Regions from separate parts of the Homo sapiens genome. Here region 2 is linked to region 1. Evidence: read pairs that join two places in POLR2A ChIA-PET (ENCODE). Cell type or tissue: GM12878. All regions are shown on one strand. Each heading gives the region's core, and the rest is flanking DNA. Links, peaks and the distances in the headings are about the cores only. Region 1 overlaps RNF169 (ring finger protein 169). Region 2 overlaps XRRA1 (X-ray radiation resistance associated 1).

What was found. Peaks named below come from ENCODE experiments on the same cell type or tissue, not always from the same donor. Only the 100,000 strongest peaks of a DNase experiment are listed, where the experiment ranks them.
Region 2: POLR2A ChIA-PET joins it to region 1 with 5 read pairs; 1 of 35 experiments calls an interaction of 5 or more read pairs at or near these places.

The regions. Positions count from the first base shown.
Region 1 is chr11:74,767,394-74,769,893 of GRCh38, forward strand. The region is part of intron 1 of RNF169 (ring finger protein 169); the gene reads left to right. Among named protein-coding and RNA genes, the nearest start is that of RNF169, 20 kb to the left of the region's middle. RefSeq lists a silencer at 1,025-1,114. In GM12878, for the core only: no CTCF peak of the experiment used is centred there; a DNase peak (open chromatin) is centred at 1,118; H3K27ac peaks cover 925 bases.
Region 2 is chr11:74,903,741-74,918,552 of GRCh38, forward strand. XRRA1 (X-ray radiation resistance associated 1) reads right to left here. Exons shown (of 19, transcript NM_001378157.1): 9 at 3,405-3,533; 10 at 2,499-2,716. Among named protein-coding and RNA genes, the nearest start is that of XRRA1, 38 kb to the right of the region's middle. In GM12878, for the core only: no CTCF peak of the experiment used is centred there; no DNase peak of the experiment used is centred there; H3K4me3 peaks cover 687 bases.

The sequences.
Region 1 (2,500 bases), core at 1-2,500:
AAAGTTTCTTTTTTTATTTTTATTTTTTTTGAGACAGAGTCTCACTCTGTCACCCAGACTGGAGTTCGGTGGCGTGATTTTGGCTCACTGCAACCTCCACCTGCCAGGTTCAAGCCTCCCGAGTAGCTGGGACTACAGGCACGGGCCACCACGTCTGGATAATTCTTTTTTATTTTTATTTTTATTTATTTTTTGAGATGGAGTCTCGCTCTGTCGCCCAGGCTGGAGTGCAGTGGCGCGATCTTGGCTCACTGCAACCTCCGCCTCCTGGGTTCACGCCATTCTCCTGCCTCAGCCTCCCGAATAGCTTGGACTACAGGTGCCCGCCACCATACTTGGCTAATTTTTTGTATTTTTTTTTTTTTAGTAGAGACGGGGTTTCACCGTGTTAGCCAGGATGGTCTCAATCTCCTGACCTCGTGATCCGCCCACTTCGGCCTCCCCATTCTTTTTTATTTTTTAAAAATAGAGATGGGGTTTCAGTATGTTGCCAGGGCAGGTCTTGAACTCCTGGCTTCAGGATATCCCCCTGCCTTGGCCTGTCCAAGGTCTTGAGATTACAGGTGTGAGCCACTGTGCCCAGCCACTGTCTTTGCTTTTTAAGTGGAATTTATCAATAAGGATGATTAGTGGCCAAGAATAGTCAAGACCATTTTGAAGAACACGATGGGTGGATTTGCTTTCTCAAATATCAAGCTGTTTAAAGCCATGTTAATTAAGACAGTGAAGTATTGGTATCAGGGTGGTTGAATAATTAATGTTAAAATTAAAGAGCATAGAAACATGCCCTCATATATTTAAATTTGGTGGATAATGAGTGGCCATTACAAATCACTAGGGTAAAGGTGTCATTTTTACTTTTCATGGGTGGTTAGCTAACCTTAGAGAAAAAAATAGATCTTTAGCACCATATGCAAAAAATTATTTGTAGAGCCAGGCATGGTGGCTCACGCCTGTAATCCCAGCACTTCAGGAGGCTGAGGTGGGCGGATCACTCAAGGTCAGGAGTTTGCGACCAGCCTGGCCAACATGGGGAAACCCCGTCTCTACTGAAAATACAAAAATTAGTCAGGCGTGATGGCGCATGCCTGTAGTCCCAGCTACTCAGGATGCTGAGACAGGAGATTCGCTTTAACCTGGGAAGCGGTGGCTGTAGTGAGCTGAGATCACGCCACTGCACTGCAGTCTGGGTGACAGAGCTAGACTCTGTCTTAAAAAAAAAAAAAAAAGGTTGTAAATGGATTAAAGGTCAAACTGTAAAACTTAGAAAATGCTAGGACTATCTCTATGAAAATGGAGTAGAGAAAGGCTTTCAAACAAACAAAAAATGTAAAGATTGATAATTTGACCACATTAAAGTTAAAAATTGGGCCAGGCGTGGTGGCTCATGCCTATAATCCCAGGACTTTGGGAGGTTGAGGTGAGAGGATTGCTTGAGGCCAGGAGTTCAACACCAGCCTGGGCAACATAGGGAGACCTTGTCTCTACAAAAAAATATAAAAATTTAGGCAGGCATGGTGGGGTGTGCCTGTAGACCCAGCTATTCAGGAGGCTGAGGTGGAAGAATACTTTGAGTCCAGGAGTTTCGGGCTGCAGTGAGTGCTCTAGCCTGGGTGACAGAAGCGAGACCCTGCCTCAAAAGAAACAAAACAAAACAAACACACCAGAAACAGAAAAAGAGATTAAGTAAGAAGACCAACCAGAGGCTGGGAGAAGATAGTTGCAGTGAAGTAACTGACAAAAGATTGATATCCAACATATATGAACTACAAATCATTATGATGACAGATAGCTTATTAGAAAAATGGTGAGAAGATTTGAATAGGCATTTCATAGAAGAAGGAAACTGAAAGTCTGGTAAACATCTAGAATGATACGCAACAGCATTAGCAATCAGGGAAATGCAAATTAAACCAGTGATATGCCATCAGACTGCTATAATTTGTAATTGATTAATTATAAATAATGAGCACCTATATACTGCTGGAGGAGTATAAGTTGCCATACAACCACGTTGGAGAGCAGTTTGGCCATATCTAGTAAGGTTGAAGAGATAGATTCCTTGCTATGCAGAGATTCCATTAATAGGTGTGTGCCATAGTGAAACTCTTGTGTACATATGCACACACACAATGATGCTCACATTACAGCACTGTAGTACTAGAAAATGTAGTAACAGTTGTCTTTGATAGGAGAAGGGATAAATTAGTTTCTACAGCTGTTAGAATGAATGAACTGGGTATATATCAACATGGATAAATCTGGAAAAAATACTTGCAAAAGGAAAAGTTGCAAAAGAATATGTATCCTTTGATGCCATTTATATAAGTAAAAGTACGGAAGATAGGAGTCATTTCAATAGCTTGAGTGAGAAATGAAGAAACAATCAGCCAATGTAGACTCTACTCTCCTTGTACCCCCCAACAAGGTCTCCCTCTGACATCCAGGCTGGAGTTCAGTGATGAAATCATGGCACATTACAGCCTCTACTTTTCAGGCT
Region 2 (14,812 bases), core at 3,987-6,486, 140 kb after region 1:
ATGGCAAGAAGGAAAGGTCTTAAAAACAATGTTGACTGAAAAAATCAAGTAACAGAAAGAGCTCAAGACCATATTACCATTATGTAAATTACAAACACATTACACACAAAATAATATATATTTTACAAAGATAAATACATATATGCAGGAAAATATATCCAAGATAAAAGTAGACATTTATATGAAAACAGGAAATGGGAGTAGGAATTAAGGATGAAAGAAAAAAAATAAGAGGGTAAGAAGAACTTTGAAGAGATTAAAAATTATACTGTATTAGGACCTGAGTTGTATTGTAAACAGAAGTCTCTGCTCCTAAGTTATACATATGTACACATGATAAAGAACCTAAGAATGAGGTTCAATCTTTCAGTCTAAAGAATCATTGGTATATAATTTTAAAAATTAAAACCAATCTAAATTATTGTTAGAGTTTATTACATTATGGGAAGTGATGGGAGTAGGGTGGCATAGATAGATGCATATTAAAATTTTCTTATTAAAAAAGAAGACATGTATTTGGTTGATTCTAGGTGTTGATAGACAAAAGTGAGTTTTAAAATGTGAATTAAAAGTTTTAGGGTAATAGCCAGGTGCAGTGGTCCCAGCTACTTGGGAGGCTGAGGCAGGAGGATCACTTGAGCCCCAGAGTTCAACAATACAGTTTGAGCACGATCGTGTAACCGCACTTCAGCCTGGGGTGATAGGGTGAGACTCTGTCTCTAAAAAGAAAAAAAAAAAAGTTTTAGGGTAACCATTAGAGATACAGACATGAGATTTCTTGCTTTAAACAATTAGTGAAAAGATTGGAATTGAAAGAAAACTTAGTGCTCACAAGAAGAAAAAAAAGAAAAAGCATAGGTAAATAGAAAACACACTAATGGTAGAAATAAGGTGAAATGTATCAATAATCACCATGTGAGTTAAATTCTTCTATGAAAAAAGACTCATTAAGAATCATATAAGCAAAAATATGCAGTACTATATTGTTTTTAAGATATCCTAAAATAAATATTCATATCAAACAAAATAGAGGCCCAAGTCAAAACCAAAATTATTTATCTACCTGGGATATTTTACAACGATTAAAATACACAACCTACCAAGATAAAAGTCACAAACCTAATAACAGAGAACCAAACCAACTTCACAGTAAAAAAAAAAAAAAAAAAAGCCAGAAATGCAAGGAGATACTGACAAATCTACAACAGTGGGGACAGACTTTAATATACCTATTTCCAAAGTTAACAAACCAAGCAGACAGAAAATTATTTTAGGGAGAATCTGAATAACATAATTGTGCCCTTTATTAAGTTGTTACTATTATTATTTGTAGAGACAGGGTCTCACTCTGCTGCCAGGCTGGAGAGCAGTGGCGTGATCATAGCTCACTACAGGCTCAAGGGATCCTCCTGCCTCAGCCCCCAGTAGCCAGGACTATAGGTGCATGCCATCACACCCAGCTAATTTTTTAATTTTTTATAGAGATAGGGTCTCGTTCTGTCATCCAGGCCAGAGGGCAGTGGCATGATCATAGCTCACTGCATGCCTGAAACTCCTGGCCTCAAACAATTCTCCAGCCTTGGCCTCCCAAAATAACTGCCACTGTGCCCGGCCAGTTATTAGTATTATTTTTAACTTTGAAATCCATCTTTCTTTATTCTGCTTTAGAATGCTGGAGCTGAGGCTCTCAAAACCGTATTTCTGCTTTGACCGCTGGTTTCCTGTTAGACTCTGACAATATGGGTGGTGCTAAAGGGAGACTGCAAAGCTGGAAGAGGAAAAAGGGGCTTATCTCTTCCTATCTGCTTCCCATGGGTTTCCTAACTGCTTGTGCTTCCTGTGAATGCCACTGGAATAATGTGGTTTTTGATTTGTTTTGTTTTTGCTGTAGTCTAGCAAGTCTTTCCCCAGCAGTAGCTGAATCTAGTTTGCAGTTTTTCCAACTTTTATAAACTAGCTTCACTGTGACTCCTCCACAGGCACCAGCACCAGCTGGCCAGTATCCTCAGAGATCTGGGTCTCAGCTACATGAAGCCCATCATAGCTCGGAGACACCAGCAGCCAAGCAGCACCGCTTCCCCAGAGGTCTAAATTTCAGGTGTCAGGAGCACCTCTTCCAAGCTTCTAAAGTTGCATAATTTCAACCTCATTCTACAAAGAAAACTCCAGGCTCAGGTGGTCTCATGGTGAATTCTTCCAAAATTTAAGGATAAAATAATAATAGTATATAAACTTTCCTAGGAAACAGAAATAAAACTTCCAAAACACATTTTATCAGGCAAGCATAACCTTGATTATAAATCCTAACAAGAATACTGTAACAAAAGAAATCAATACACCAACACATCTCCCAAACATAGATGCAAACATCCTTGACAAAGAATCAGCAAATTCAATTCGTGATATTCACCATGACCAAGTGAGACTTTCAGAATAAACTCTCAGAAGTGTATTTCCACCATGAGGGTAGAATTTCTGGGACAAGGGGTGTCACTCACCTGTCCGGTCAACATCCTTTTTCATGGGCAGTACAGTATAATCCAGTTGCTCATCTGAGTCCTCAAGCATCCTTGGCTTGGACTGCAGCATGAATTGGGGCTCTTTATGGGGACTTCCCCTGCCTCCATTCCAGTCTACTGACTCGTCATAGAGCTGAACTTGCTGTAGGTATGGGATCCTGATAATCCTGTTTTCATCCAAGCTTAACTTCTTCAGTCTTCAATTAAGGAAAGTGAATATAGAATCATAGCAATAATGATACCTCAGGATTGTTTACCAAGCAACTTTAGGGAAAAAACATGGAATCAGGCTTGGATACTTATTCCTCTTGTGTGACGTTGAGCCGGTGACTTACTCTCTCTGGGATTCAATATCCCTGTCTCTAAAATGGGGATAATATTTATTAACCTTTCAGGGTTCTTGTGAAGATTTAATGAGGCAATATGTAAATGGCCTGGCACAAAGTAGTATTCAGTAAATGGTAGTTGAAACCAAAGTAAATTTTCCAGAGAAGTAAAGCTTAACAATGTAAATGCCACTATTTTCTTTACTTCAGTTAGAATTCAGGAATTAAATTTCTCTTTCTGATTCTCAATATTTTAAAAAATTTTCCTGTCTCTACTGTCAGGGTCCGAATCCTATCTTGGGTAAAATCTCCTCCTGTTTTCCTTTCTCTTTGCTGCTTCTAATTCAGTCATGTGATCAGAAATGTCCTCACTCATGGCCATTTTTATGGAGGAGCCAAAGCTCAGAGGGGAGAAATGACTTACCCATGGCCACACAGTAGAGATAAATTGTGGAGCTAGGCTTTAAACCCAAACCTTTTGGCTTCCAGAACAGCACTCAGAGTGTGAGCAAGCCTGGGGATTAGAGGAGGCCCAGCAGAGAAAGGCTTATGGCTTTACCTCCTGAGCCCAGCCAGGCTGGCAAAGCAACTGGGGTTGGAGAGTCTGTTGTCATCCAGCATCAGTGTCTCCAGCGCTGGGAACCTCAGGATGTACCTCTTGCTTGTCAGCGATGTTACAGATGCCTCCCTGTGAGTGCAAAGATCTTGGGTAATGAGCAAGGTCGAGGGACAAATTCCACCATTCCCAGGAAGCCATGGAGGACAGGGAATCAATTAGGAGGACTAACCAGCTTAGGAACGGTTCTAGTGCCCAAAAGAGGTCCCCATAGGGATGCACAGAAAGTATAATTCCTTCCCCACCTTCTCCTTTCCCAAACACTATTATACATACCATATTGTCTTCTGTATGGAGAAAGGTTACACACATCATTGAAACCAGGTTAGGGCAGGATGGGGGATTGTATAGGTAGTGCTTATAGAAAATGCCAGGTGAAAGAGGCATGACCAAGCTGGAGGGAGCATTCTGCAGATCACTGCACAATTTTGACTCAGGAAGACTCCTTGTTATGCTGTGTCACCTAGTAGACTGGTAACTGGGAGCACCAGGAGACAATGCCCTTGTTATAGACCACAGCTTTGCCACCTAGTAGGGTAAAGTAGGGTGGGTTGAGGGCACCACCCCTGGCTGCAGTGAGGCTCTCTTCTCAAGTGGCTTCATAAAATGAACACATGAGTAAGGAGTGGAGAAGTTTCTCCTTAAACTCAAACTCTCTGAAGATTCCCAGAAATACCTAAGAGTGAGATTTATGGGGGTGATGCCCTGAATTACAGGGGTGGGCAGGAAGTGGTGGCATTTTAAGTACCGCCATTAATGTGACCTCACTTGTGTCCTCCAGGTAGATGAGACCTAGGTAACTCTCTTCCACACAGGCAGATGACACAAATAACGTTTTCATTCTTCCCTCCATACTGTATGCCACCCACACACCAAAATAGTACACATAGGCACAAATGCATATAGTATACACATATATAAGCCACAAACACACACACAACTAGAGGAAGGGAAACAAACATTTCTTTAGCACCTAATGCATTTCTGGCATTGTGCGATATGTTTTGTATGTGTTATCCAAGGATAGGTATTATTTATCTCCTTTACAGATTAACAAAATGAAGCTCAGAGCAACTTGCCTGAAGTCGCATAGCTAGAAAGTGGGATGACTCAAACTAGAACCTGGGTCTGCCTGACTCCAAATCCCATGCCCTTTCCACTGCCAAATCACACCTTTCACATTCACCTCTACTAGCCCCATGTGGATTAAAGGGTGGGGAAATGGAAGGGGGAGCTGATGCCTGAGCTAGAGAGAGCTTAACAAAGGTTGGCAGTGAGTTCAAAAGCTAGGACAGTAATGTATACCTGAAGTCAGGGATATTTCACAGGTGCATTTAGAGAGGGTATATTCTAAATGAATGTATTACTAATTAATTCGTTCATTCACACTCATGAATTTCTTTAACATATATTTATGTGGCCAGGTACTGAGACTACAAATAAAAGAACACATCCCTCCCCTCTAGGTGGAGTAGGTGGACACGCAGCCTGTGGTGAGACAAACACCATAAAAGAAGTATGTGGGGAAGGCGCCTATTCGGGAAAGGCAATGTTTAAGCAAAACCATGAGGAATGGAGAGGGAATTGTCATGCTTTTAACCAATGTGAAAAAGAGAGAACAGGGAAAAAAATAATCTCTTCGTGGCTGGATCTGTAACATAATTAGTAGCTATAGGCAGCCATGTTTCCCATCATGAGGTCTAGAAAGACACAGGCAGCCCACCTGTAAAGAAAAATGTGGCAAGTCACAGAGAGGAGGAGGTGTGAAAGCTGAGAGACAGAACTTCCAGGCTGCTCCACGGTGCTCAGGGTCTATGTTCAGCATGACCCTCAGGCACGGCTGTGAGATTCCCCAATGTTCTTACAATCAATTCCCCCCTGCCTTTTTTTCTGTATCCTAACACTGACAGACTTCTATAGATTATGACAGTTCTGACTGGAAAAAGGGACAGGTCAGATAAACTTTCAGAAAGAGACCTGGCAGCACTGTAGAGAACAGGCTTGAAGTCCAAAGACCAGAGACACTTAACAGAGAAGGCAGGAAGCTTTTATACTTCATAATATTTCAAGGTCATGAGTGTGCCCTTTCCTCTTTCTGGAAGGACCAACTTTCATACATTGAATTTTTAATCTCTATCTGAGCTATTACAGAACAGTGCACAGCAGCTGTGTTGATTTATAATTGATTGGCCAATCTTAATTTTACTCTAGTGAAATATGAAACAGCTAAGAAATAAGCCTTTAAAAAATTCCTCTTAAGCTCCATAATGCAGAAGCTGGCTCTGTCTCGTCTCTTGTGACAAGTTACACTACTTCGTCTTTTTAAAGTTCTACCCTAATTATAGCATGGGAAAGTTTCATTTTTTGTCTCTAAAATAGACATCTTAAAATAGAGGGGCAGCCATCAGATGGGTGAGAAGACAGATGTCTAGCTTCAGAGGAAAGCAGCAGGCTTTCCCACCGAGCCCCTCCTGTGGCAGTTTTGGAAGAAAAGCTCTTCAAAGTGGCAAAGTCTGTCAGTAGTGGAGAAGCCGGGGTTTCCAGCTGTTCAGAGTGGTGCTATTTTTATTATCACTTCTCTTGCCAAACAGAATTACTACTACTTAAAATCTGAGAGATTTAATGAAAGTTTTTCAGAAGCTAAGGGTATGTGCAGTGGTTGGATTCAGCAATGGGAATTTGTGTACCATATTAGAAGATGCATGGGAAGGGTGGCCAGGATCCCTGAGCTCTGGCTCCGGTGCTGCTGCTGCTTTGCTTGCTGTGTGACTTCCGGCTGGTGTTGAGCATCTCTGGGCCTAGATCCTCTATCTGTATGGTAAAGGGGGATTTCTTTTACTTTACACTGTAAGACTTTCGATTAGGCTAAAAATATTGCTCAAAAGACTGAACCAAGGGCTGCAACAAACAAGATGAAACTTAGCAAGTACTTACATTACGACAAATGTCAGATCAGCTTCTGTGTTAAGATACAGAACACCAACTGTGCAAACACACAGAATAAGGGAGACATGGCTTAACAAACTGTGTGTGTGTAAAAGGGGATTATGATGTGGCTACTAAAAAGCTAGTGCTCTTTCAGGTGGCGTTATTTGGAATATAGTGACTAAAAGAAAGGAGGTAACAATTCATCCTCTGCTCTGTGCTGGTCGTGCCTGAGAACGCCGACTTGTATGGTCTGAAGCAGAAAGAGAGTAGGCCTAATGAAAGAGCCAAAGTAGCAGATTCCAGCTCAAAACAAGCAATAGAGTAGTCTACGTATAGAATGGGTCAAATATGATTCCCCTAACTCACCCAGACAAAAAAAATAGCAAGAAATGGAGACACAAATAGTTCAGAATAGATGAGGTATATGATGAATGGAAAAAGTGAAGAGAAAGGAGGATGGAGAAGCAGGCAGAGTCAGGCCATGAAAAGCTTTGAGCGATGTTAATGGAGTTTATCTTTAGGATAGTGGGAACCTGCTAAAGGACTTTAAGCAGGGCAGTGATAGAATCACATGTGCATTTCAGAAAGATCACTCTGGCTGACAGATAGGAGGATGGGCTGGGAGGCAAGAAACTGCAGACTGGGACCAAACAGGAGGATAACAGCAATGAGCAGGTTTGAGAAGAATTTAGAAAGTACAATTCACAGCACCTGGTGATTGAATGTATGTGTGGAATGAGGGAGGCCAAAATTTGGGCTAATGCTCAGGTTCTAGCCTGGACAACTACATAGTAGGTGGGAAGAAGTGCCAGTCAATGAGGCCAGGAAAGGAAAGAAAGGAGGAGAGAGCGAGAAGGAGGGCTTAATGGCATGGGGATGTGTGTGAGGAGTTTGATAAGTAGGCTAAACAGGCTTATAATTCAGAAGACTTGCGAAGAGGAGGCCACCAATAAAGAGTATAAAGATAAAGAAAAATAGTAGGTTAAGGGTGGATGACTGGGGAGCACCAACGTTTAAGAGGCTAGCAGAAAAGGAACCCACAGAGCATACTGAATCTAGATAGATGAGTGGGAAGAAAATAATGACAATGGTATTGGTCTGGAGCCCCACAGCTTTATTTTTATTTTTGTAGAGATAAGGTCTCACTACGTTGCCCAGGCTGGCCTCAAACTCCTGGGCTCAAACAATCCTCCTGCCTCAGCCTCCCAAAGTGCTGGGATTACAAGTGTGAGTGACCATGCCTGGCCAACCCACAGCTTTCAAAGCGTGCTGATTTCAACTGCTACTCTGATGCAGGTAGGAATACATTTATTCTCCCCCTCATATATAAGAACATGAAAGTGCAGGGTGGGGGAGACTTGCCTTATTTTATGTAACTAGGCTTTCCACTGAAAACAACTAGAATGATGAATAAAATATAAAAAGAAAAAAGATCCATCATTTTATTTATTTTCTTTTGTAGAGATGGGGTCTTGCTATGGTTGCCTAGGCTGGACTTGAACTCCTGGCCTAAAACGATCTTCCCACCTTGGCCTCCCAAGTAGCTGGCACTACAGGCACACACCACCATTCCCCGTGGTGGTGGATCCATCATTTTAATATGTATAAGAGATGTGAAGAGAGAAAGGAAGCAGTATGCCAAATCTAAAAACCCAGAGGGAGAAACTTAACATAGGAAGCCACTCAAGCCTTGAGGGCATATACTTATCCTGTTGAAACTGAACTATGGTTTAACAGTATCATGGGGCTAGAGAATCAAAGCCCAGGGTACCCTGAAGGTGGGGAGTTTAATCAGAGACCCTTTATATGAATTTCGGATCCTAAAGGGATACACCCTCAGGGTGAAATTAACCAAAACTAAACCTATTCTCCTTATCCCATAGCCAGGAGAAAACTGTCTTGGAGTGAACAGAGAAAGACAAGGGGAAGGGCAGACTGGTCCTCTTGCAAAACTGTAGCCCAAATCTGTATCATCAGAGTGATTCAGAAAACACCCAGTCAGGAATTTAGCTTAAGCTGATTCCATCCTGAGTGACTCTAGGTACCAAAATAAATAGAAAGGTTTATAGTGTTGCAAACTAAATAATGTGGGACCAACTCTTCCCTGAGTAAAAAACTAGAAAACCCAGACAAAATATACATTTAAAAACAATCTGCCTTAAGATACCTGGGAACTAACAAGCTGTGAAGAATTATGGCGCTAAGATTTGAAAAAAGAAGGAAATCCAAAGGGGTTCATGCAACACTTTTCCCCTAGGACTGTCTGCTGACTCCAGAAGTGGCTGAGAGGCTGAGAAGTTGAGCAGAGATTCTGACAACCCTGCTGGGCCAGGGGCGAAAATTGGAATCCAAGGCATGCCACAGAATAGAAGCCTGACTACTCATGCTCTAAGTTAGGTCATTAGAAAACCAAACCCTCGGAGGACGTATACACTAGAAATAGTATGGACGTTGCAGAGACTGAAGACTAGCTTCAAATAATTTCAATTTTTATAATTGAATTAAGATGATTTGAAATTATTAGTGATGTAGATCACCAGAAAACCCTTGATCTGGTGGGCAAAAAGTGATTTGAGTTGTCCAAAGAAAGAGCCATGGCCTCTCATTCAGTTCCTATTTACATTTAACTTAAAACTAATTAAGCTTAAATAAAATTGAACATTCAGTTCCTGTATCACACTAGCTACATTTCAAGTGCTCAAGAGCTCAATATGCCTAGTAGCTACACTATGAACAACACAGATATAGAACATTTCCAACACTGTAGTAAGTTCTACTGAACAGTGCTAAATTAGGCCTTGTAAGGATTACTAGACAGTGTCTGCAAATTGGTGCTCATCTCTGGGGATATGAAAGGCATGGTGGACCATCACTCAAAAGTGGGGGATCATAAAGGTCAGATGGAAGAATGAAAATTTAGCCAAAGTCTGTTTCACAATGGACCCAGTGAAGTCACATATCTACCCTGAACGTGTAACTGAAACTGACATACTAAACAACTGGCAGAACACCCACATTTATTTACTGAGCAACAAAGTATATAGCCCATTATAGTAGGAAGTGTCCAATTGAAACCCCAGGAACTTTTCTTCCCAATAGTAAACCAAAAACAATACTGAATCCCTGAGGTAATTGCAGAGATTACTGCCATCACTAAAGATTAAAAAGATGGAAGGATAATGATTCCTATGACATCCCTGTTTAACATCTCTTGTTTAGAAGATTGTTATGTATTGTGAAGAAGATATCCTTTGTTTATTTAGCTTGTACAGAAAACAGGTTTTGAAGAATGATTGTAGATTCCTGTAAGCTTAATCAAGAGGTGACTCCCACTTTCAGCTGCTATTCCAGGTGTGGAATCTTTTTACTGGAGCAAATCAACCAAGCCCCTGGCACTGTGGATACAGCTAAGGACCTATCAAATGTTTCTTTCTCTCTCTTTATCAATTAATAAGAACTACCAAAAGCAGTCTGCTTTCACCTGACAGGGACAACAGTACACCTTTTTCCTCTTCTCTTGGGGCCATATCAACTCCGGGATCTTGGTTATTTTGATATCCTACAGAATATCATACTGACTGGACCTGGCGAGCAGGAAAAGTTGCAAACACCCTAGATGCCTTAGTAAGATACCTGTGTGTTACAGGATGGAGGTAAGCCCCCTCCCCCATCAAAATTCAGGGTACTACGATATGGATTAATTTTTTGTTGTTATCCAGGTATCTGAAGCATGTTGTGATGTACTTCTAATGTGAAAGACATAATCCTGTACCTTGCTTCTTATTTATCTTACACTACTTGTAGGAAAAAAATCACAAAGTTTCACTGGCCTTTGTGGATTTTATTTTTATTTATTTTATTTATTTATTTTTTGAGATGGAGTCTCACTCTGTCGCCTGGGGTTGGAGTGCAGTGGTGTGATCTTGGCTCACTGAAACCACTGCCTCCCAGGTTCAAGCGATTCTCCTGCTTCAGTCTCCCGAGTAGCTGGGATTACAGGCGCCCGCCACCACATCTGACTAATTTTTGTATTTTTAGTAGAGACAGGGTTTTGCCACATTGGCCAAGCTGGTCTCGAACTCCTGACCTCAAGTGATCCACCTGCCTCGGCCTCCCAAAGTGTTGGGATTACAGGCGTGAGCCACCGTGCCCATCCCCCTTTTAAATTTTAGAAGTGACATAAAATATTTGGTGCTGTTCTAACTCATTTACTAAGTATCCCACAAGGCTGCTAGTTTTGAGTGAGGTCCAGAGCAAGGCAAGGTTCTACAACAGGTCCCAACTGTAATGCAAGTTGCTCTTCCATTGGGCATATGACTCAGCAGGTCCAAATGGCTTCTAAAGGACTATGGCAAATAGGTGTGCTGTACAGATAGGGTACCATACATCCTGGATTTCAATGATAGCCTGAGTTTTCACCTGTTATCGCCAAATAATTATTACTACTGTCCCTTTTCCCTCTCATATATGTCCTGGTTTGGATGATAAAGTACATGGTCATTCTATGAATAGAGCCTTTTCTCGGTACCCATAGCAGATTCATTTTTGAGCAAAGTTATGCCCTATTCTGCAGATAACCTTTTTTTTTTTTTTTTGAAAAACAATTTCTTGCTTACTAGTGCATGTTGGTAGAGGCCAAATACCTGACCACAGGATACTATGTGATCATGCAACCTGAGCCACTCATCATGAACTGAACATGCAACAGAAATCCCCCATCAAGTGAAAGCAATATTTGAAATCAGGCTCCAGCAAGACTGGAAAAGTTGCAGGAATATATGGCTTAGATTCCTATGGCGCATACTCCTGCTGTACTGCTACCTCTTCATCAACCCTTAACTAAGGTCCTGTGGCCATCTAATATAGGAAGAAAAACCTCTAGCTTGGTTTACAAATGACTTAGCATGATATGCTGATACCTTCTCAAAGTCAACTATTACAATATTATAGCCCCACACAGGAGTGACCAAAAACACAGGGGAAGAGAAATCTTCTAAGCAGGCAGAACTTAGAGCAATGTATCTGATTGGCCATTTGCTTGGTCAGAGAGATAGCCAGAAATACAGATCTATACTGATTCACGGGCAGTGGCTGATGGTTTAGCTGAATAGTCAAAGCTTGGAAAAAATATGGGAAAGTTGCTTAAAGTATAGAGAAAAATTATGTGACTTAACCTCTCAGAATGGATAGAGTGTGAAGACCGTGTCTCATATGACTGTTTCCCCAAGACAATCCCCTGTGGCGGAGACTCTCAATGGTCAGGAAGATAAGGTAACCCAATCCATGAATGTCAGTTGCCCTCTTTCCCTTGGTGGCAGGGATGAAGGCTACACACTTCCTTTCACCATAGCAAATCTGGTTATGACCCTTGCTGAGTACTCAACCTGCCAATGGCAGAGGCCACTGCTGAACCCCTAATATGGCACCGAATTTCTAGAGGGATTATACAGCTGTCTAGTATCAAGTTGACTTTAAAAAGCAGCAGCAAGTTTCCTTTACTAGATTATAAATGTATTTTTGGATATAGATTTGCCTTCCCTGCCCACAATGTTCTACAAGTGGAATAGAAACTGTTGATACAATAATACTAGCTTTTGTAATTGCCCATGTATTTACCTTTAATGAGAGCTTTATTCCTTCTTACAGCTTTGAGTTACTGTCTAGCATCCTTTCATTTCAACCTGCAAAACTCCCTCCAGTATTTACGCAGGGCGGGACTGGTGGTAATGAATTTTTTTTACCTTTTGTTTATCTGGGAATGTCTTAATTTCTTCCATACTTTGGAAGAACACTTCTGCTGGATGTAGGATTCCTGATTGACAGGTTTTTTTTTCTTTTAGCACTTTAAATATTTAATATATCAGCCCACTGCCTTCTGGCCTTAAAAGTTTCTGACAAGAAGTCTGCTGATAATCTTATTGAAGATTCCTTGTATGTGATGAGTTGCTTCTCTCTCACTGCTTTCAAGATCCTCTGTCTTTTAACAGTCTGATTATAATATGACTCAGTGGAGGTCTCTTTGAGTTCATCCTATCTTGGAGTTCACTGAGCCTCATGTATGTTTATATTCATGTCATTCATCAAACTTGGGAAGTTTTAGGCTATTATTTCTTCAAATAATCTCTCCGTGCTTTCTCTCTTCTCCTTCTGGGACTTTCATAATACATAGGTTGGTTTGCTTGATGGTATCCCAATCCCACAGGTCCCTTAGGCTTTGTTCAAGTCAATCTTTTTTTTTCCTCTTGTTTCTCTGACTTGATACATTTAATTGTTCTGTCTTCAAGTTTGCTGATTCTCTCTTCTGACTGCTCGAATCTGCCTTTGAAACTCTCCAGTGAATTTTTCATTTCTTATTCTAATTTTCAGGTTCAAAATTTCTTTTTAGGTTGTCTATCTCTTTGTTGATATTTCCATTTTGTTAATATATCATTTTCTTGACTTTATTCATATCTTTCATTAGTTCTTTGAAAACCTTTAAGACAGCTGTTTTAAAGTCTTTATCTAGTAAGTACTCACTTTCTCAGGGATAGTTTCTGTTGCTTAATTTTTTCCTTTGGATGGGCCATATTTTTCTGTTTCTTTGTATGCCTTGTGATTTTTTTGTTGAAAGCTGAATATTTGAATCTATTAATATGGTAACTCTAGAAATCAGATTCTTCCCTTTACCAGGGTTTGCTGGGTTTTTTTGTTTCGTGTTTGATTATTGCAGGCTGTCTCTGTGTCAAGGATCAGGCTGATGTGTAAATGTAAGTTCTTCTCAGGTCTTTTCTAAGCCTGTGCATTTCTCTGGATATATGTGGTGACATTCTAATTTCCTCTGTATATGCAGCTGATTTTGAATGTCCTAGACTTTAATGCCTGGCTCCCAAAAGATGGGGAAAGGAATGAGGATTAAGAAAAGAAATCCTTTAAATTCCCTGGAAGTCTCTTCAGCTGGAGCAGAAAGGGCTTATGACAGTTGTGGATGGGTGTGTGTGCAACAATGGTTGTGTGCCTCTGTGTGCACCTCAATGATGAGAAGTAGCAATCAGTGATCACAGCACAAATCTCTAAAATTTGGAGGACAGAGATCTTTTTGTCCACCCTGGCTCCTGCAAGCTGCATGTGAATTACCCAATGAATATATTTCTTATTCTAATTTTCAGGTTTAAAATTTGAACCATGAGATTGGGAGTTAGGGGATGGGTAGCTGCTACCGGGTTAAAGCTGTAATTGACTGAAATTAGTTGCAGTTTGTCATCTAAATCTTCCCCTGGAAGACGTAAACTTTTAATAGAGTGTGAAGATTATTTGTGTCCACAGTTTCAAAATTGTTACATCAGACTGATTCTGGCAATGAAATTGTTGTCTAGATGAGGAGACAGATTCTTGGTGCTTCCTACTCCATCATCTTCCCAGAATCCTCTAGTGAAATAGTCTTTGATGATTTATCTACTATACCAATTAGATATAGTTAGGGAAGTTGGGACCCTAACTTAACAGCATAGGATATCACATAAACCAAAACTGATACTGTTTTTCTCATAACCACAACCTAAGGTCCTAGGAATTAATGGAAATGAAAGTAGCTCCTCTTACAATTATATCTAATAGTCCACTTGCAGAATTTTTGCTTCTCATTCTACAACTTTTGGCACTTCTGATTTACAGGTCTTAGTTCCTAAGGAGGTACTTTTACCAAGAGACACAATCATGGTTCCACTGAACTGGAAGTCGAGATTGCTACCAGCCACTTGCATTTCTCATTTCACTGAACCAACAGTCAGACAAAGAGGGGTTCATTCTACTGGCTAGGTGACTGATATTGTTTATAAAAATAAATATAATTGCTGTTATACCTTGAGGTTAAAAAAAAAAAAGTATCTCTGGGACTAGAGTATTATCTGGTGCTCCTCTAAGAAGTTCCATGTCTTTTAGTCTTTTAATGAAGACTACAGCAACCCAGTAAAAGCAGGACCTTAAAGGACTCAGACCCTTCAGAAGTGAAGGTTCAGAAGACCACATCAGTTAAAGAACCCCAACCAGCCAAGGTGCTGGAAGATGACAGAGGAACATTAAATAGGTGATGGAAAAAAGGATTTACAAATATCCACTATGGCCTCCTGACCAGTTAAGAAAAGATCACTGTAGCAACTATGCATATTTTCGTGTGCATTTTCTTCCTTCCTTAGTGTGTGTGTGTGTGTGTGTGTGTGTGCACTCGCATGCACACTTAAACTGCTAGTGGTGACTGACTTTACAACTTAGTTTTTAGGATATAAAATATCCATAAATTTCTTTAGAAGAGAAAATAATATCATCCAGCAATGGCTACAGTAACTGATGGAACTGTGTCTCATCCTTCTTGAGGGGATGGTGAAAGTGTCTTCAGTATAAGAGGAAGAGTTCCTTCATGTTAGGTAAAAGCATGTTGCAGTTGCTAT